Regions from separate parts of the Homo sapiens genome. Here region 1 is linked to region 2. A link is a loop called in an ENCODE intact Hi-C map of the cell type or tissue named here. Cell type or tissue: PC-9. All regions are shown on one strand. Each heading gives the region's core, and the rest is flanking DNA. Links, peaks and the distances in the headings are about the cores only. Region 1 overlaps BCO2 (beta-carotene oxygenase 2). Region 2 has its middle 29 kb from the start of SDHD.

Region 1 (11,507 bases), core at 9,008-11,507, 100 kb after region 2:
CGGCAGCTGGGCAGAGGTGTTCCTCAGTTCCCAGACGGTGGGCGGCCGGGCAGAGGCGCTCCTCACTTCCCAGACGGGGCGGCGGCCGGCTTTTCCCATTTTTTAATTGGGTTATTTGTTTTTCTGGTATTGAGTTGTAAGAGTTCTTTATAAATTTTGAGGCCAGGTGTGGTGGCTCACGCCTGTAATCCCAGCACTTTGGGAGGCCAAGGTGGGAGGATTGCTTGAGCCCAGCAGTTCAAGATCAGCCTGGGCAAGATGGCAAGACCTCATCTCTACAAAAAAATTTAAAAATATACAAATTTTGAGTATAATTCCTTATTGGATATGTGGTTGCAATTTTTTTCCCCAGCCCATAGGTCGCCTTTTCGTTTTGTTGATTGTTTCCTTTGCTGTGCAGAAACTTTTAAATTTGATGTCAACTTGTCAGTTTTTGCAAGGAAAAAACCTGATACAATATTGCAACTGTAGATCAATTTGGAGACAATTGACATCTTTACAATATTGAGTCTTCCAATCCATGAACATGGAATATCCCTCCATTTATTTGGGTCTTTTAAAATTTCTCTCAGTAAAGTTATAGTTTTCAGTATAAAGATACTACATTTCTTTTTGTGTGTTTTGAAATTATTGTAAATGGTATCTTTTAAGCTTTCATTTTCTGTTTGTTGCTCTTTATAGAAATGCAATTGATTTTGTATATTATCTTCATATCCAGAGATCTTGCTAAATTCACTTATTAGTTCAAATAGTTGATCCACAGATTATTTTGGATTTTCTATGTGCACAGTCATGTTACCTGAAAATAATGACAGCTTTCTTTCTAATACTTAGGGCTTTATTTCTTTTTCTCGCCTTACTGTACCAGCTAGGACTTCGAGTTGAATAGAAGTGCAAGATAGTGAATAGAAGTTGAATAGGTAGTGTTGAAAAATGTTTAATAATTCATTATTAAATATAAAATTGCTATAGGTATTTTTCTAGCTATCTTTATCAGATTATCCTAATAGTGCCTTTTAATGAATAAACATTCTTAACTTAATATGGCCCAGTATACAGTCTCTTCCTTTATGACTTATACGTTGTACATCTTGTTTTAGACATCTTCTCATGGCAAGGTAATGAAAATATTATCCTATGTTATCTTCTAGAGAAGTCAAGTATCTGTATATGCATTATTCTGTTTCTGGACTGTATATTCTGTTCCATTGTTTCTACTTATGGTTACTTGTGCACTGCATTAAAAAAGTCTTAAGGTTTAGTGTCAAGTTATCCTAATATTTTTCTTTTGAAAAGAGTGTCATGGCCATCCCTGGCCCTTCACGTTTTTGTAGAAATTTTAGAATCAGCTGTCAGTTCCCCACACAAAAATATGGTCACATTTTAATTCTATTTGCACTGAACCAATGTATCAATTTGAGAGAGGACTAACCTCTTTACACAATGTTGAGTCTTCCAGTACGTGAACACAATATATCTTTCCATTTATTTGAGACTTCTTTAATTTCTTTCAATGTTTATAGTTTTCTGGTTACATATTTTCTGCATCTTTTGTTAGATTTATTCCTAGGTTTTTTTTTTACATTATTTTAAATGTTGTTTATTTTTTGCTTTCATTTTATGTTAGTGTTGCTATATAGCAATTTTTTTTTTTTGAGACAGTGTGACGGTCTCACTCTGTCACCAAGGCTGGAGTGCAGTGGTGTGATCTCAGCTCACTGCAACCTCTGCCTCCTGAGTTCGAGCAATACTCCCACCTCAGCTTCCTGAGTAGCTGGGACTACAGGCATGTGCCACCATTCCTGGCTAATTTTCATATTTTTTTGGTAGAGATGGGGTTTCACCATGTTGGCCAGGCTGGTCTTGAACTCCTGACCTCAAGTGATCCACCCACCTTGGCCTCCCAAAGTGCTGGGATTACAGGAATGAGTCACCGCACCTGGCCGGCAATTGATTTTTGTTTGTTGATTTTATATTCACTAATATAGTAATTACACTTACAAATTCTAATAATTATAGATTCTTTTAGATTTTTACATCTATAATATCATATGCAAGTAATGATAGTTCCTTTTCTAACTCTACATGTAAGCTGTATATTGGCTTTTTTTTTTTTGTCTTATTTCACTGGATCTTCAGTACAGTGTTGAATATAAGTGATGATAATGGCATCCTTAACTTGTTCCCAATCTGAGAGGCAAAGCTTGCAGCATTTTACCATGAAGCATGCTGTGGCTGTAGATTAAAAAAATATAATAGAAACTGTCCCTTCTCGGGGGTCATGATGGGCAGCAAGATGCATCTGCTAGCAGTGTCGTTCAGGTAGTCAAGCCACATGCTCCATTAATAAGCTTCCCTGCTGGAAGAGACAATCCTAAACCCAATGTACCAGAAGCTCTGAGATCAGCAGGGCAACCATCTCACGATTCTGCAATTTCCCAGCATTCTAAGGGAAGTAAATTACTGGATTTGTGGATGTACCAGACACTGCAGAAGTAATGAAAACATTACCTCAGAAATATAGAAGTAAACTTGTGTCTCAAGAAGAAATTGAATTTGTCCATTGTGGAGATCCAGAATAATCACTGTGGCTGCTGTTTGTCATCAGACAAAAGAATTACCTTTACAATAAAGGACTTCCAAAAAAAAATAGACTGTTTTTTAGAGCAATTTTACTTTTAAAGAAAAATCAAGCAGAAAGTATGGAGAGTTTCCATATTTCCCTCTCCTGCTAATGGTACATTTGTTACAACTGATGAATCAATGTAGGAGTGTTACATTATTACTAACTAAAGTCCATACTTTACATGATGGTTAGGTCTGTGTTGTACAGTTCTACCGGTTTTGAAAAATGCATAATGTCATGTATCTACCAATATCATACAGAATAGTTCACTGCCCTGAAAATCTCCCTGTGCTCCCCCATTCGTCCCTTCCCCTTTCCTCCTCTCAGCCCCTGGAAACCACTGATCTTTTCACTATTTCTGTAGTTTTGACTTTTCCAGAATGTCACATAGTTGGAATCATACAGTATGTAGACTTTTCAGACTGACTTTTTTCACTTAGCAATATGCATTTAAGGTTCCTCTGTGTCTTTTGTGGCTTGAGAACTCATTTCTTTTTATCGCTGAAATGTGTATTCATTCATTTATTGAAGGACATCTTGGTTGGTTCCAATTCTTGGCAATTATGAATAAAGCTGTTATAAATATTTGTTAGCACGTTTTGTGTGGACAACTTTTTAAAAAGATACATTTTATTAGATTAGGAGAGTTCCCTTTTACTCCTAGTTTACTGAGATTTTTTGTCATGAATGGATGTTGGACTTTATCAACTGTTTTTTTTCTGCACTATTGAGATAATCATATAACGTTTATCCTTTATTCTGTGAACATGGTGAAGTACATTGACTGATTCTTTAAAAAATGTTCATAACAGCCATTGATTGATTTTTGAATGTTAAGCTACCCTTCCATTCCTGAAGTAAATCCCAATTGGTCGCATTTTATTTGCTTTTAAATATATTGCAGGATTTGCTTTGTTACTATTTTGTTTAGAATTCTTTGTATCTATGTTCATGAATAAAATTGCCCTTTAATTTTTTTCTTTTCTATAATGTTCTTACTAGGTTTTGGTTTTGTGGTTTTTCTAGTCTCATACAATGAGTTGGGAATTGTTCTCTGTTTTCCTTCTTTCTGGATGATATTGTATAGGATTGATATTATTTCTTAAATATTTGGAATAATTCAACAGTAAAGCCTTCCAGACTTGAAAATTTCCTTATAGGCAGATCTACAGTTCTAGAATATTGATTTGGTTCTCTTTTCCAATTTATAGTTCTCTACCACAATTCTCAGTTTAAAATAATTTCCTTAAACATATTTAGAATAGTTAAAGTCTGATAACTAGTATCTGGATCTTCTGTGATTCTGTTTCTGTTATCTGTTGTTTATTTTGGTTTTTAATCATGTTGCCTTGTCTTTTCATGTGCTGGTTATTTCCTTTCATTTGCAGAATATTGTGTTTTAAAAATTGTGGAAATATTTTGAGACACAAGATGATGTTATTTTCCTCTAGAGAAGAATTTCACTTGCTTATATAATTTGAAGCAGGATTCAGTCCATGCAAGAGCTGGACTATTTCTTGTTTATTCTTATTCATAGGGTACAGACCTATGAGGTCCCAACCCAAAGGACTAGAGGTTTACTAGGCCTTCCTCTTCTTGGAAAATCGTAAATTCAAACTTTTGTCACTCTAGCCCTCAAAACTATTGAAAAGCCCTTCTCTTTAAGGTTAAGGGGTAAGTGAGTTGCTATGGCTATACCCTTATCAAAAAGTAGCGTGAAGGATCCTTGTGGTGATGGATCTGTTCTGTATCTTGAGTGGCGTGGTGGGTACATGAATTTACACATGATAAAATAGCATAGAACTAAATACACGCACACACACACACACACACACACACACGAATGCATGTTAAACTAGAATAAGGTTGGTGGATTGTATCAATGTAAATTTCCCAGTTGTGATATTATATTATAATTATGCAAGACATTCCTACTGGCAAAAAAGGATGACGAATATATGGGAAATCTCTGTATTATTTCTTTTTTTATGGTGTAGAAAGTATATATATATAACATTAAATTTACCATTTTAACCATTTTAGGTGTTCAATTCAGTGGCATTAAGTAAATTCACAATGTTGTGCAACATCACCACTATCCATTTCCAGAACATTTTCATCATCTCAAACAGAAACTCTGTACCCATTAAACAATAATTCCCTGTTCCCCCCACCTCCAGTCCCTGGTAACCTCTATTCTACTTTCTGTTTCTATGAATTTGCCTATTTTAGGTACTTCATGTAAGTGGGGTCATACAATACTTGTCCTTTTGTGTCTGGCTTATTTCACTTAGCATAATGTTTTCAAAGTTCATCTATGTTGTAGCATGTATCAGAATTGCATTCCCTTTTAAGGTTAAATAATATTCGATTGTATACACACACACACACACACACACACACACACACAATATTTGTTTATTCATCTGTTGATGGATACTTGGGTTGTTTCCATCTTTGGAGTATTATGAATAATGCTGCTATGAACATTGGCATACAAATATCCAAATTCCTTTTTTTAGTTCTTTTAGGTATATATCTAGAAGTGGAATTGCTAGATCATGTAATTCTGTGTTTAACTTTTTGAGGAACAACCAAACTATTTTTCTACGGTGGCCACAGCATTTTTCTACCATCAGCAATGCACAAGAGTTCCAGTTCTTCACGTTTTTACCAACATTTGTTATTTTCTGGGTTTTAAAAAAATAATAACCATCCTAATGGGTGTGAAGTGATATCTCATTGTGGTTTTGATTTGCATTTTCCTAATGACTAATGATGTTGAGCATATGTTTAAGTAGTTAGGGAAAAACTTGCCCCAGTATCCAGTTGGTTTCTGTGGGTTTCCTTTTCATCCCAAACCTGGCCCCTTTGTTCTTCACTGTCTTTTTAGCTCACCAGTGCCTTCAGGCAGCTGTTTTAAACATTTTGTCCATAATTTCTAGTTGTTTTCAATGGGGTAGTTGATCCATATAATGTAATCTACCATTATTTGAAGCGTCTTTTGGGTTAGCTATGGTTTTGCAAGAGAAAACAATTGTAAATATAATTAAAAGTCATTTTTAAAAAGTTGGTAACTTCTGAAGCCATGGTGACCTTTTATAAAAAAAAAAGCTAATAACTTTATGAATCTTAAGAATAGCACTAAATCTTTACTCACTAAAAATATTTCTGCATGCTACAGAGATCATATAGACTAGGTATATGGGAGGAAATGGTGCAGTTTGTTCTCCATCCTACAGTATTTCAGAGAGGAAAATGGGCTTAAAGCACTTACTGTCAGGAAAAACACACTTACTTTATTTGGGTCTCCTGCTTAAACATCATCTCTATGGAGAAGCTGTGTTGGGAGTTCCCAGGATCACCCCTAGGTTTGATAATTCATTAGGAGGATTCATAAGACTCAAAATAGGTCAGGCGAGGTAGCTCACGCCTGTAATTCCAGCACTTTGGGAGCCCAAGGCAGGAGGACTGCTTGAGCCCAGGAGTTCGAGACAAGCCTGGGCAACATAGTGAGATACCATCTTTATTAAAAATTTTTAAAAAGACTCTATATAGTCATACTCATGACTCATGATTACAGTAAAAGGATACAAAGCAAAATAAGCAAAAGGAAAAGGCACATGAGATGAAGTCTAGAGGAAACCAGGTACATGCTTCCAAGAGTCCTTTCCCAGTAGAGTCACAATGGACATGCTTAATTCCTCCAGGAACTAGTGACAACATGTGTAAAATGTTGTCTGCCAAAGAAACCCACCCAAGCCTGCTTGTCCAGGGTTTTTATTGGGGATGAATCATATAAGCATAAAACCCCTACATGATGACCCTCAGTTACTGATGTTCCAGATCCTCAAGGGAATGGAGGTGTTCATTATAAATCACATTGTTAGCATAAACTATCTGGACAAACTACTGCAGAGTCACTTAAGGACTGGCACATGCAAGAACACTCTTATCAGACAGAACATCCCAAGAGCTCAGTTCCCAGCAACCAGCCCAAGGTCAGTCATGAAAACAAGTCTTTCTTGAAATAGTGCAGGGTTTGAGCAACCCAGGCTTACTAAGTTGATCCTTTTCCACACAGAGGTCTACCTGATCAAATCTGAAGAAGGAAAGCACCCTTTGTTACTCTCTAGTTTCTTACTCTTTGTTATATAATCATTTGTTTATTTGATGCTAATTAAATAACTTTTTTTTTTTTTTTTTTTTTTTTTTTTTGTGACGGAGTTTCACTCTTGTTGCCCAGGCTGGAGTGCAATGGCATGATCTCGGCTCACCGCAACTTCCACCTTCCAGGTTCAAGTGATTCTCCTGCCCCAGCCTCCCGAGTAGCTGGGATTAGAGGCATGAGCCACCATGCCCGGCTAATTTTGTATTTTTAGTAAAGACAGGGTTTCTCCATGTTGGTCAGGCTGGTCTTGAACTCTAGACCTCAGGTGATCCGCCTGCCTTGGCCTCCCAAAGTGCTGGGATTACAGGAATGAGCCACCGCACCTGGCCACAAATATTTTATAATTTTTAAATTTCTTTATTATCATTCCTCCACTAGAATATAAATTATATGAGGCCAAAGACTTTGCTTTATTCATGACTGTATCTCCAGTGTCTAAAACTGCTTGGGCTATAGTAGGTACTCAACAAATATTAAGTAGATGAATGAATGGAAATTATCATTTATTTAAATATTTAGGAATGCCAATGATGTTGACTGGATCTAAATTATTGGGACATACTGTTACCATATGAATGACAATTTTCATCTCTTTCTTCTTCCCAAACAGGTCCATAATTCAGCAGCCAAATCTTTCCCTCGAAGGTTTGTTTTGCCTTTAAATGTCAGTTTGAATGCCCCTGAGGGAGACAACCTGAGTCCATTGTCCTATACTTCAGCCAGTGCTGTGAAACAGGCTGATGGAACGGTATGCTATGAACAGACATTAGACTAAGACTTTGAACTTTAATGGTGTTACTTTATTCTTTAGCTGTTTTCCAAAATGTCTGGTACCCAATAACTTTTATAACATTCATCCGAGCAGGTTAAGGTTATGTAACATCGCTTGCACAAGAATTGCAGAAACAGTGGGAATGAACACAGTGTTTATCTATCCTTCCTGTGCTTTGAAACAGAGATATGGAACTGTCTAATGGTTGTGGAATGTCTATCCATTTGAGCTTGGCATTAGCAATCCCCACCTTTTATTTTTTATTTATTTTTATTTTTTGAGATGGAGTCTTGCTCTGGCGCCCAGACTGGAGTGCAGTGGTGCTATCTCGGCTCACTGCAGCCTCTGCCTCCTGGGTTCAAGCAATTCTCCTGCCTCAGCCTCTCGAGTAGCTGGGACTACAGGCACCTGTCACCACGCCCGGCTAATGTATTTGTATTTTTAGTTGAGATGGGGTTTTGCCATGTTGGCCAGGCTAGTCTCGAACTCCTGACCTCAGGTAATCCGCCCGCCTCAGCCTCCCAAAGTGCTGGGATTACAGGCTTGAGCCACCGCGTCCAGCTGCAATCCCCACCTTTTAGATAATATGTGCTTAGCACAGACCTATCATTGTGTAGCTGTCAATGCCTTAGCTTTAGAAGAATAAAACGCATATCTCCACCTCCTATGTCATTTGACAGCTTATTAATAAAACTTGATAATCATTATGCATCCACACATATGATGGAAAGAGGAACAATATTAAAACATGACATAGAACCTCAGTTCCCAAGCCCTGTCACAAACCTTTATAGGGTATGAGGCTCCTCACTGACCTACATAAGAGGAAAATAAGAATTAAGCAACCACTACAAATCCTTTTGAAATCTCTTTTAGATCTGGTGCTCTCATGAAAATCTACATCAGGAGGACCTAGAAAAGGAAGGAGGCATTGAATTTCCTCAGATCTACTATGATCGATTCAGTGGCAAAAAGTATCATTTCTTTTATGGCTGTGGCTTTCGGCATTTAGTGGGGGATTCTCTGATCAAGGTTGATGTGGTGAATAAGACACTGAAGGTGATGAAAAACTCTTTCCTTTTTGAACTTTTCAGAGACCTGTTCTTCCCTTTGAATTAGTTTGTTTTATTTAAAGTAGCTCTTAAGATTCTTCAGTATTTAAGCAGCTGAGCCATTTTCTTTTATTTGAGAACTATGAAATCATCTAAGTTAGGGGTATGTTCCTTCTAGGGAATCCAAATTGACCCCAGGCCCAGCAAAATAATTCTATGTTTGATTTTGATGTTATTTTGGGAGCAATTGTGGGGTTAGGGTTGTTAGGACACCTATATTTAAAGTTGATGGCAAATTATAGTTACACAAATTGTGTTTGATGGTGATGGAATCTGGGACTGCAAAGACTCCCTCTCTTTCTCCCATATTCAACTCAGTAGGCCTGATTCTTTTACTTTTGGAATATTCTATTGACAGCCTGTGTTAGTCTGTTCTGTGTTGTTATAAAGAAATCCCCGAGGCTGGATAATTTATAAAGAAAAGAGGTTTAGGCTGGGTGTGGTGGCTCACGCCTGTCATCTCAGCACTTTGGGAGGCCGAGGGGGATGGATCACAAGGTCAGGAAATCAAGACCATCCTGGCCAACACGGTGAAACCCTGTCTCTACTAAAAATACAAAAATTAGCTGGGCGTGGTGGCACATGCCTGTAATCCCAGCTAATTGGGAGGCTGAGCCAGGAGAATCACTTGAACCCAGGAGGTAGAGGTTGCAGTGAGCTGAAATTGCGCCACTGCACTCCAGCCTGGCGACAGTGCGAGATTCCGTCTCAAAAATCAAAACAAAACAAAACAAAAAAACAAAAAAAAACAAAAAAAAAAGGAAAAAGAAAAGAGGCTTATTTGGCTCATAGTTCTGTGGGATGTACCAGCATGGTACCAGCATCTGCTCAGCTTCTGATGAGGCCTCAGAAAGCTTAGAATCATGGCAGAAGGCAAAGAGGGAGCCTCATGCCACATGGTGAGAGAGTAGGAGCAAGACAGAGAGGAGGAGGTGCCATGCTCCTTTAAAACAACTACCTCTCAGACGAACTAATAGAGCGAGAGCTCACTTGTCACCAAGGGGATGGTGCTAAGCTATTCATGAGGGACTGGCCCCCATCACCCAGCACTTCCCACTAGGCCCCACCTTCAGCACTGGGCTCAGCACTCCAGCATGAGCTTTGGAGGGGACACACATCCAAACTACATCACAGCCAAATTCATGCTTGGAGTGACAAAAGCCATAGAAAGCTCCCTACTTACTACTTGCCTTTTATCAAATGCTTTTTTTGGGACTTGCAGGTTTGGAGAGAAGATGGCTTTTATCCCTCAGAACCTGTTTTTGTTCCAGCACCAGGAACCAATGAAGAAGATGGTGGGGTTATTCTTTCTGTGGTGATCACTCCCAACCAGGTAAATATATTTCCCTATCACCAGTCAGAAAGAAAAGTAGCACTGAGTCATCTGATAAATCAAGGATGCACACTCATCTGTCGATAGTTTACTTTGATTCCTTTTCCCTTCTCTTCCCCTCCTTACTATTTACATACCCTTTTATCTCAATCCATATTTTATTGTTTTAAAGTTCTGTTTGGAAGGCCATAATAACAATTTGTATTTGCAAAGGAATTTGTTATTTACGAACTACTTACACATATTTAGTTATCAAAACAACTTTGTGGGATACCATTTTATACATGTGGAATTTGTAAAGTAAACAAGTTGAAGTAGACTTGCATCAGATCTCCTGGTGGTAAAGCCAGTATTTAAATCCAAGTCTTTTGACTTCCAGTCTAATGTTTATATCATCATGTGTGCTGCCAATTTCAATGAACTGACCTCCAAGTCCAATGTCATCAGTCCTGGTCCAGTGTCCCAATAACACTATGCACTATCTGACTTCTTGTCTAGGGCAATCTTATGGCAAATAGGTTCACTTTGAGTATCAACTTTGATTAATTATTAGTGGCTGCCTGGGGTGCAGGGCTCTGAGGCCTTTTAAGGGTTCAGTAAGAAAGGCTGTGATCAATTAGCGATATCTGCCATGGGCTTTAGGAGGACTTTGTCCTCATGCCATGCACTTGCCATTCCTGGAATTAGATTTGGCAGATCTCAATCTGCCTTGCAATGCTGGCCTTTAAACAGCTCCAAAGTAACACAAAATGGAGGCATTTCTAACTTGGAAGAAAGAGTTTCTGTCTTTTAGAAGATTGGAAAGGCACAAGCAAAAATATTAAACTCAAAGAAATTCTGTGAAGGTGATTGATAGAAACAACTTAATTTCTTTGCTGTAGGTATGAACTTCTTTAGCCATGATATCCTTTCCAGTCCAGTTCAGCAACTGAGGAAACAATTTGTGAGTGTATAGGTGAGGCACTGTGCTAGGTTCTGGGGAGAGGTATGAAGATGTGTAAGACATGGTCTTGCTCTTTCTTTCTCTCTCTCTCTTTTCTTTTCTTTTTAAAGACAGGGTCTCGCTCTGTCACCCAGGTTGGAGTGCAGTGGCACAGTCTCAGCCCACTGCAACCTCTGCCTCCCAGGCTCAAGCGATCCTCCTGCCTCAGCCTCTGAGTAGCTGGTACTACAGGTGTGCACCACCACGCCTGGTTAATTTTTGTATTTTTTATAGAGATGGGGTTTTGCCATGTTGCCGAGGCTGGTCTTCAACCATGATCTCAAGCAATCCACCCACCTCGGCCTCCCAAAGTGCTAGGATTACAGGTGTGAGCCACTGTGCCTGACCAACATGGTCTCTCCATTAGGAATTTTACAGCTTAGTGGAGGAGACAGGCAAATTTTTGATGAAAAAAAGATAATTTTCAATATTGTCTTTTCTTTTCTAGAATGAAAGCAATTTTATCCTAGTTTTGGATGCCAAGAACTTTGAAGAGCTGGGCCGAGCAGAG
Region 2 (10,303 bases), core at 1,547-4,046:
AATGTTCTAAAGTATTTCCCCTATGTTTTCTTCTAGTAGTTTTGTTGTTTTGCGTCCAACATTTAGGTCTTTGATCAATTTTGAGTTGACTTTTGTATAGGGTGAGAGGCGGGGGGAGTGTCTAGTCTCATTTTTCTGCATATGGATGTCCAGTTTTCCCAGCACCATTTATTGAAGTGACTGTGCTTTCCCCAATGAGTATTCTTGGTGACTTTGTAAAAAATCAGTTGGTTGTAGAGATGTGGATTAATTTCTGGATTTTCTATTCTGTTCTATTGGTCTATGTGTCAGTTTTTATACTGCTACCATACTGTTTTGGTTACTACAGCTTTGTACTGTATTTTGAAGTCTGGTAGTGTGATGCCTTTAGCTTTGTTCCTTTTGCTTAGAATTGCTTTAGCTATTTGTGCTCTTTTGTGGTTCCATACAAATTTTAAGATTTTTTTTTTATTGCTGTGAAGAATAGCATTGGTATTTTGATGGGGATTTCATTGAATCTGTAGACTACTTTGGGATGTATGGTCATCTTAAAAATATTAATTCTTCTGATCCATGAACATGGGAGGTCTTTCCATTTGTTTGTATCCTTTTTATTCATCAATGTTTTGTAGTTTTCCTTGTAGAAGTTTTTCACCTCTTTGGTTAAATTTATTCCTAGGTATTTTATTTTATTTTTTTTTTGGTAGCTATTGTAGATGGGATTGCCTTCTTGATTTCTTTTTCAGCTAGTTCATTGCTTATGTACAGAAATGCTACTGATTTTTGTGGGTTGATTATATATCCTACAAATTAACTGAATTTATCAGTTCTATGAGTTTTTTGGTGGAGTCTTTAGGTTTTTCTATATATAAGATCATGTCATCTGCAAACAGACAATTTGGCTTCCTCCTTTCCAATTTGAACTTCTTTTATTACTTTCTCTTGCCTAATTGCTCTGGCTAAATCTGTATATAATTTTGGAAAGTATTGCCATCTTTACTACATTTAGTTTTGTTTTTTTTTTTTTCAGACGGAGTTTTGCTCTGTCGCCCAGGCTGGAGCGCAGTGGCATGATCTCGGCTCACTGCAACCTCCGCCTCCCAGTTTCAAGCAATTTTCCTGCCTCAGCCTCCCAAGTAGCTGGGATTACAGGCGCGTGCCATCATGCCTGGCTAATTTTTGTATCTTTAGTAGAGACGGGGTTTCACCACGTTGACCAGGCTGGTCTCGAACTCCTGACCTCAGGTGATCCACCCGCCTCAGCCTCCCAAAGTGCTGGGATTACAGGCGTGAGCCACCGTGCCCGACCTACCTTTAGTCTTCTTGATCAAGAGTATTTCTCCATCTGTTTTAGGGTTCTTTTTTTTTTCTAAATAGTTTTATCATTTTTCTGAGTGACTCTTTTATTACTAAATTAGGTTATTCCCAATATGACCTTTCTATTAGAAATGGGATTTAAAAGATTATGCTTTCTAACTTATATCACTTATATATTGAAGTAAAATTATTTTTTATGGATGTATGTAATGTTTTGCAATTTTGCAGAATTTACTTATTTGCTGATAAATCTTTAGTTTCAAAAATTTTTATTATATACAAGCCAGGTATGGTAGCTCATGCTTGTAATCCTAGCACTTTAAGAGGCTGAAACACAAGGATTACTTGAGCCTAGGAGTTTGAGACCAGCCTGGACAAGATAGTGAGACACCATCTCTACAAATTTTTTTTTTTTTAAATTAGCTGGGCATGTGGTCCTAGCTACTCAATAGGCTAAGGCAGGAGGATTACTTGAGGCTGGAGTTTGAGGTTATAGTGAGCTATAATCACACCACTGCACTTCAGCCTGGGCAACAGAGTAAGAACTTGTCAAACAAAACAAAACTTTTGTTATATACAAATGGCCAATAAGCACATGAAACGATATTCAAAATCACTAATCATTAGGTAAATACAAATCAAGACTACAAACAAGATAGCACTTCACACCCATTAGGATGGATATATTTAAAAAATTAAAAAACAGAAAATAACGTGTTGGTAAGGATGTGAAGCAACTGGAACCCTTGTGCAATGTTGGTGGGAATGTGAAATACTGTGAGCTCTGTGGAAAACAGTATGATGATTCCTCAAAAAGTTAACAATAAAATCACCATATGATGCAGTAATTTAACTTATGGGTATATGCCCCAAATAACAGATAACAGAATCTCAAAGAGATATTTGTACACCCATGTTCATAGCAGCATTATTTACAATAGCTAAAACATAGAAGCTACCCAAGCATCCATTGATAGATAAACGGATAAGCAAAATGTGGTCTATACGTACAATGGGATATTATTCTGCCTTAAAAAGGATGGTTGTAATCCCAGCACTTTGGGAGGCCGAGGCAGGCGGATCACGAGGTCAAGAGATCAAGGCCATCCTGGCCAACATGGCGAAACCCCGTCTCTACTAAAAATACAAAAATTAGCTGGGCATGGTGGCAGGTGCCTGTAAACCAGCTGCTTGGGAATCTGAGGCAGGAGAATCGCTTGAACCTGGAAGGCGGAGGTTGCAGTAAGCCGAGATCGCGCCATTGCACTCCAGCCTGGGCAAGACTCTGTCTAAAAAAATATAAATAAATAAATAAATAAATAAATAAATAAATAAATAAATATTTAAAATAAATAATTAAATATATGATATATATGTTTGCATATATAATGTAAATTATATATTAGTGGTGTGATCATAGCTCGCTATAACCTCAAACTCCATACTCTCTCTCTCTCTATATATATATATGTATATATGTAATATTTTGCAATTTTGCAGAATTTACTTATTTGCTGATAAATCTTTAGTTTTAAAATATATATATATATATATATATATATATATAGAGAGAGAGAGAGAGAGAGAGAGAGAGAGAGAGAGAGAGACCTAGACCACAAGAGCAGATTTTGATAAACTAGTCCTGAAGTATCTCTTTCTTTCCACTAGGGGGAGCAGATTTCCTGCTTCTCATCCAGTCTCTCCTTCACCGGAGGTTGCACCCTTTTCCCCCAACTCCAAAAAAAGAAAAATCACGCTTCTATAGCTGAGATTTTTTTCTTTTCCTTTTTTCTTTCTTTCAATCACATGAATTTCAAAAAACTATTGGAAGAACTGTCTAATTCTCACTTGTGTGTAAAAAAAAAAAAAGAAAAAGGAAAAAAAAATTTTACAAATCAAAAAACTGTTGGGCAGAAAGTTTGGGGAAACTAACCAGAATTCAAGTGTAACCCTGGTGTGATTTAGAGTTAGGGGAGAGAACAAGGAAAATCTTACTAGGGCTCCATTTTTAAAAAATCACAATTCCTCATGTAGTAGATTAGCTGAGACTAACAGAAAACCAGGAAATAGAAGCAAAAGGGAGATGCAGCTTCAGCAGAGCCGAAGTACACCAAGTGAAAAATGGCTAGAAACTGGGAATGAGGCTGGGACACATGCACATGACCTGCCCTCCAGATAGAGACTTTATTTGTTTTGACTGATTGATTGACACAGGTTCTTGCTCTGTCACCTGGGCTGGAGTGCAGTGGCACAATCATGGCTCACTGTAACCTTGAACTCCTGGGCGCCCGTGATCCTCTTGGCTCAGCCTCCCAAGTAGCTAGGGCTACAGGTGCACACCACCACGCTGGGCTAATTTCTGTATTTTTTGTAGAGGTAGATCTTGCTATGTTGCCAAGGCTGCAGGTACAGATTTTAAAGGAGGATTCAACCATCCAGCTATCAGACAGAAAGCAGAACCAAAGGAAATCCTCACTCACTCTGCTTGGTAACAAACACTGAATCTGAATAGCTATCACCCTGTTCAAAATTGAGCACGGAGAAAAAAAAATCAGCATGGGACCTATTAAAAAAACAAAACAAAACTATAAAACAAGTGAAAGAAAAAAGTATAATAGAGGTTCAGAAGTTTTGCATAGGTCCAAATGATTTTTTGCGGAAGCCAGGAAAAAGTTCTAGGAAATTGTTGGGTATCTTAAGTGGAAGTGAGTGAGTCATGAGCTCTGTAACAGAAGAAGATGAAGGTAGGCTAAGATGGAAGATAAACTAGGTGTGATGAAAGAGGAAAAAGAAAAGGAAGGGTTGAAAGGAAATGAAAAACACAGGATAAGGAGTAAAAAAGCAAAATTAATTCTGTCAAATTAAAATTAGCAAAGGAAGACAAATGTAAATAAATTTCTCAGGCCAGGCACGGTGGCTCATGCCTGTAATTCCCGCATTTTGGAAGGCCGAGGCAGGCGGATCACCCGAGGTCAGGAGTTCAAGACCAGCCTGGCCAACATGGTGAAACCCCCGTCTCTAATAAAAATACAAAAAATTAGCTGGGTGTGGTAGTGGGCACATGTAATCCCAGCTACTTGGGAGGCTGGGTCAGGAGAATCGCTTGAATCCAGGAGGTGGAGTTTGCAGTGAGTGGAGATCGCACCATTGCACTCCACCCTGGGCAACAGAGTGAAACTCCGTCTCAAAATAAATAAATAAATAAAAATAATAAATAAATAAATTTCTCAGATGCAGAGGATAAAGACAAAGACCAAAAAAAATGCTCACGAAAAGACAAAGATGCATATTCAAAAACATTCATCAACATTGTTACTTCTGATAGAAAAGAAAATCGAATCAAGCTAAATGTGTAACTAGAGGACCAATTAAATAAATTGTAGGATATTCATACATATAAGGTAGGTTTCCTTTTGGCTGCAAGCAGAAGAATACACACCCACTATCTCCCATTAAAAGAGTACTACCACAGAATCGCTCATAGAAAAAGATGTCTGGGTAGGCAGGTCCAGTTTTGATGCAGCGGTTAAGGATGTCATCTCAGACTAAAGTTCTTTCTGCCTCTCTGTTCTCATCCTCAGCATGTTGGCCTGTCACTTTTAGGCTCGTCAATTTGTGGTCACAGTACAGCTGGAATGGCTTCAAGTACCACATTCTCCTTTGATTGATTCAAAGGCAGGAAGCAGGGTTGCAGGTAGGGCAGTAAAAGCCTTGGTCGTCAGAACATCTTTTTCATCATTCCCTGCAGACTTCTTTTTAGAGTTCATTGATCAGAGCTGGCACATTTGGCCACCTCTTGCTGTAAAGGCTTAGGGAAACGAGTGTCTGCTGTTCTCAGTCTCTGCATTAACAAGGGAGAAAGGGGCTGGGGATGGCCTCTGGGTGGTCAAAAATATAACATGAGTACTCCATTGCTATTCAAAATGATATACATCAATCTTTGACTGCATCTCTGATTATTTCCTTAAGATAGAGTCTTGAATAGGAATTTCTAGGTAAATCATCATGAGCCTTTAAAAAGTCCTGGTTATGTCATGCAGTTGATTTCCAGAAAGCCAACAGAAATAGATATGTGTCAACATGTATATCTCCTGATGCCCGCACCAGTACTGAGTGAAAAACTTTGCTGAATGTTCCTGTTTGTCTGAACTTAAAAGGAGCACATGCATAGAACAAAGAGCCAGCATTTGTTAAATAGCAAAGATAAGCTCATCGAAACTAAGATAAAATAGGCCAGGCACGGTGGCTCACACCTGTAATCCCAGCACTTTGGGAGGCCGAGGTGGGTGGATCACTTGAGGCCAGGAGTTCGAGACCAGCCTGGCCAACACGGTGAAACCCTGTCTCTACTAAAAATACAAAAACTATCAAGGCGTGATGGTGCACATCTGCAGTCCTAGCTACTCATAAGGCTGAGGCAGGAGAAACACTTGAACCCAGGAGGTGGAGGTTGCAGTGAGCCGAGATTTGTGCCACTGCAATCCAGCCTAACCAATAGAGTGAGACTCTGTCTCAAAACAAAAAAAGGAAAAAAAGCCTAAGATAAAGCAAGAATGTTTCCTGTCCTCCCTCATTTCTGTTTAACAGAGATACTAACCATAGAATCATTGGATTCTTAAAAAAATGAGGAACAAATATAGGGAAAAAATAACAATACAGCAGGATTTTTGGATGACATGATCATAATTAGACCATGCAAGTAAAAAAAAAACACCTAAAAATCTATAAGGGAAATAAGGGGGGAGTGGAGAAATAGAAGAAATGAGATAAGCAAAATGTCGATAATTGTTGAAGCTGGATGATGAGTATTTGTGCAAGTTTTAAACTTTTTATAATAAAAGTTGTTTTTCCAATCTTATTGTGTTAAAATATAAATAACATAAAATTTACCATCTTAGCCATTTTCAAGTGTACAATGCAATGGTATTAAATACATTCATAATGCCATATGACCATTACCACCATCCAGCTCCAGGACTCTTTTCACCTTGCAAAACTGAAATGCTGTACCCATTAAACTCCCCATTTCCTCCTCCTTCTGGTCTCTGGCAACCACCATTCTACTTTATGTTTTTATCCATTTGACTATTCCAAGCCTTATATAAGTGGGATCATACAGTATTTGTCTTTTTTAGACTGGCTTCTTTCACTTAGCATAATATCCCAAGGTTCATCACATTGTAGTGTATGTCAGAACTGCCATCTGTATTAGTCCATTTTCACACTGCTGATAAAGACATACCCGAGACTGGACAATTTACAAAAGAAAGAGGCTTATTGGACTTATAGCTCCACATAGCTGGGGAGGCCTCATAATCACAGTGGAAGGCAAGGAGGGGCAAGTCACATCTCACATGGATGGCAGCAGGCAAAAAGAGCTTGTGCAGGGCAACTCTCATTTTTTAAAGCGTCAGATCTCATGAGACCCATTCACTATCATGAGAACAGCAGGGGAAAGACCTGCCCCCATAATTCAATCGTCTGCCGCTGGGCCCTTCCCACAACGCACAGGAATTGTGGGAGCTACAAGATGAGATTTGGGTGGGGACACAGAGCCAAACCATCTCACTATCTGTTTTTTTTGTTTTTGTTTTTGTTTTTTTGAGACGGAGTCTTTCTGTTGCCAGGCTGGAGTGCAGTGGCGCAATCTTGGTTCACTGCAACCTCTGCCTCCTGGGTTCAAGTGATTCTCCTGCCTCAGCCTCCTGAGTAGCTGGGATTACAGGCACAAGCCACCACACCCAGCTAATTTTTGTATTTTTAGTAGAGACGGGGTTTCACCATGTTGGCCAGGATGGTCTCAATCTGTTGACCTCAGGTGATCCACCCACCTCGGCCTCCCAAAGTGCTGGGATTACAGGCGTGAGCCACCACACCCGACCTTTATATATATATACATTTTTTTTTTAATCAACACAAATATTTTAAAATACCATACACTTAAAAGGAAGTTCAATTCATATCTTAGACGTCAGGAATAAAGGAGTGGCACTTTCTGTTGTCCACCAGTTTTCCTGTTTCTAATCTGAATATTCTTTCCTAAAAAGATGGATGTGGGCCAGGTGTGGTGGCTCATGCCTGTAATCCTAGCACTTTGGGATGCCAAGATGGGCAGATCACTTGAGGTCAGGAGTTTGAAGCCAGCCTGGCCACCATGGTGAAACCTTATTTCTACTAAAAGTACAAAAAAAATTAGCCAGGTGTGGTGGTGGGCACCTGTAATCCCAGTTACTTGGGAAGCTGAAGTAGGAGAACTGCTTGAACCTGGGAGGCGGAGGTTGCAGTGAGCTGAGATCACACCAGTGCACTCCAGCCTGGGCAACAGAGAGAGACTCCATCTCAAAAAAAAAAAAAAAAAGAAAGATGGATGTGACAGATGGTTGACATAGTATTAAAGGTGCCTCCTGAGCCATGACTCAGCTATGTTGGTGGCCCTGCTAAATTTGTGGCCAGGGCACCTCCTCCCTTTCCCCCAAACTGGTTTCATCTCCCTCGAAGCTGGTTTCTCTCCCTCAAAGCTACTACTGCAGAATTAGGGGCTTATTTGGTATGGGTTTATTACTTCCTGTGACTTAGAATCTTGGAGAATTCAATACTTTTTAATTTAGCTTCTTTGTTTTATCTAATAAGTTTAGTAGATTAAAATATTCTTCTGGCCAGGTCAGGGTCTAACCACTATAGGGTATCTTCAACTCAATGTACATTTTAACCGAAACACACTCAGCATCTCACCTAAACACGATCAATATGGGCCTCTATTGTATCTTTTTCCAAGGTAATATGATCCTGACAATATTCTCTGGAAAAATTTCACTCATAGACTAACCCATATTTTTGTTTTTCCTCATTCCCACCCTCAAAGGTAATATGAATGCAAATAAAATTTAAAAGAACCTCCCATGGAGAGGAGACATTGCCATTTTCCATGAGGTACAGAAGCCCACGTTTCTGAGTTGGTGGACACAGTGGCACAAGTAGGAAGTTTTAGTTTTGAGGGTTCCTTTCTTCTCCCTCTTCACGTCAATGTACTTTGGTTGTCTAAAATGCGTTGAAAGCCTTATTTTCTGTACTTTATGTCTCTCACAATGTCATCTAAAAACATTAATTGGCATTACAACATTAATCTTGCTTTTACATAATTTTAAAAAAATTAATTATTTTTTTTTCTTTTGAGACAGGGTCTTGCTCTGTTGCCCAGGCTGGAATGCAGTGGCACAATCACAGCTCACTGCAGCCTCGACCTCCGGGGCTCAAGCCATCCTCCCACCTCAGCTTCCCAAGTAACGAGACTACAGGTGTACACCACCATGCCCGTCTAATTTTTTTTTTTTTTTTTTTTGTAGAGATGGGCTTTCACCATGCTGTGTCGGCCATTACCCAACTCCTGGGCTTAAGTGATCCACCTGCCTCAGCCTCCCAAAGTGCTGGGATTACAAGCCTGAGCCACCGCGCCCAGCTGTTAATCGTGACTTAATACATGTGCATCTTCCCCTGTTTCCTGTGTTTGCTTTCATAAGTCCACTGCTCCTGCTGTGAAGATGGGTACATTCATCTGTCATAGCTTAATGACACCACCTTAAAATTTGCAGATGGGTTCATATACATCTTATTATTCACTCACTCATATATTAAAAAATATTTAAGTATCTACTATGTACCAGGCACTGTGCTGGGTCCTGGGGATACAGAGATGAAAAAGATACCAGGAGGCTGGGCGTGGTGGCTCACGCCTGTAATCCCAGTACTTTGGGAGGCCAAGGTGAGTGGATCACTTGAGGTCAGGAGTTCGCGACCAGCCTGGCCAACAGGCTGATGGTGAAACTCCATCTCTACTAAAAATACAAAAACTAGCCGGGCGTAGTGGTGCATGCCTGTAGTCCCAGCTACTTGGGAGGCTGAGGCAGGAGAATCGCTTGAACCTGGGGGAGTGGAGGTTGCAGTGAGCCAAGATCGTGCTTGGGCGACAGAGCAAGACTCTGTCTCAAAAAAAAAAAAAAAAAAAAAGACACCAGAAGCTCACAGACTTGATGGACAGGCACATAAGCCAATAAAATGTGTTCAAAGCAAACTTCTGATAATGGCTTGGTTTCTAAAGAGACTTTTTTTAAAAAACTGGGAAGTCAGGATATTGACTAATGGACACTGGAATTTTGTTCATTTGACAGTTTTATTGTGTGTGTGTGTGTGTGTGTGTGTGTGCATAAAAAATGAATACATTTATATTTTGGCTTATGTCCTATGTCTTAAGAGCATGGCTAGCACTTAATCTTTAATACGGGTAACTGGACAAATGTAAGGTTGTGACCCTTAAACTTGAACCCCATATGCATTCCCCCCTGGCGATCACACCAAGGCTCAGACAAGCAGGGCAGTCTGGTCTGGTCCGTCGACTGTCCTCTTTCTCCTTCTCAACATATAGAACATCCCATTGGTCACAAATGCTGGATAAATGAAGGATTGCAAAAGCTCAAACTTTTTTCTTTTTTGCTTGCATTGATGTTGTAATTAACACATAGGAGCTGAGCTTTTTCCTGTGCTGACTTGTAATTTTGGCATCGTTCAAACTGGAAACGGGTTCTAATGGTATCAGTGTTATTTCCTGGGCAATAAATATCTAAAATAGAGAAGTGAGTCATAGGCCCAATGAAACTTATGAACCAAGATTAGTCACGCGGATAGTGGAGCTGCTTAACATCAATATAACTTTCTCTTCAGGTCGTTTCCCACAAAATTGGGTGGAAAAACCCACTCCTATTGCTCAGTTGGGCAGTTGCAACGATGAGCTAAATCAATTGTACTCTGGCAGTACTGTAGTAATAGCTGTAGTTTAAAAAATCACGGTAGTTAATCCACTTTGTTTCAAACTCTTCTATATGCTTTAAAAGGTATGAATTGGCAGGGCGCGGTGGCTCACGCTTGTAATCCCAGCACTTTGGGAGGCCGAGGTGGGCGGATCATGAGGTCAGGAGATTGAGACCACGGTGAAACCCCGTCTCTAATAAAAATA

Evidence for each region. A loop is a pair of places that touch in the nucleus more often than their neighbours do. Peaks named below come from ENCODE experiments on the same cell type or tissue, not always from the same donor. Only the 100,000 strongest peaks of a DNase experiment are listed, where the experiment ranks them.
Region 1: it touches region 2 in a loop (18-fold over the local background); 12 of 110 quality-filtered maps call a loop at or near these places.

Annotation. Positions count from the first base shown.
Region 1 is chr11:112,206,317-112,217,823 of GRCh38, forward strand. It overlaps BCO2 (beta-carotene oxygenase 2), which reads left to right. Exons shown (of 12, transcript NM_031938.7): 9 at 7,408-7,545; 10 at 8,446-8,628; 11 at 9,904-10,014; 12 at 11,445-11,507. It also overlaps the pseudogene MRPS36P4. Among named protein-coding and RNA genes, the nearest start is that of PTS, 14 kb to the right of the region's middle. In PC-9, for the core only: no CTCF peak of the experiment used is centred there; a DNase peak (open chromatin) is centred at 10,325; H3K27ac peaks cover 502 bases.
Region 2 is chr11:112,110,653-112,120,955 of GRCh38, forward strand. No RefSeq gene overlaps it. Among named protein-coding and RNA genes, the nearest start is that of SDHD, 29 kb to the left of the region's middle. In PC-9, for the core only: CTCF peaks have their summits at 3,020 and 3,220; a DNase peak (open chromatin) is centred at 2,959.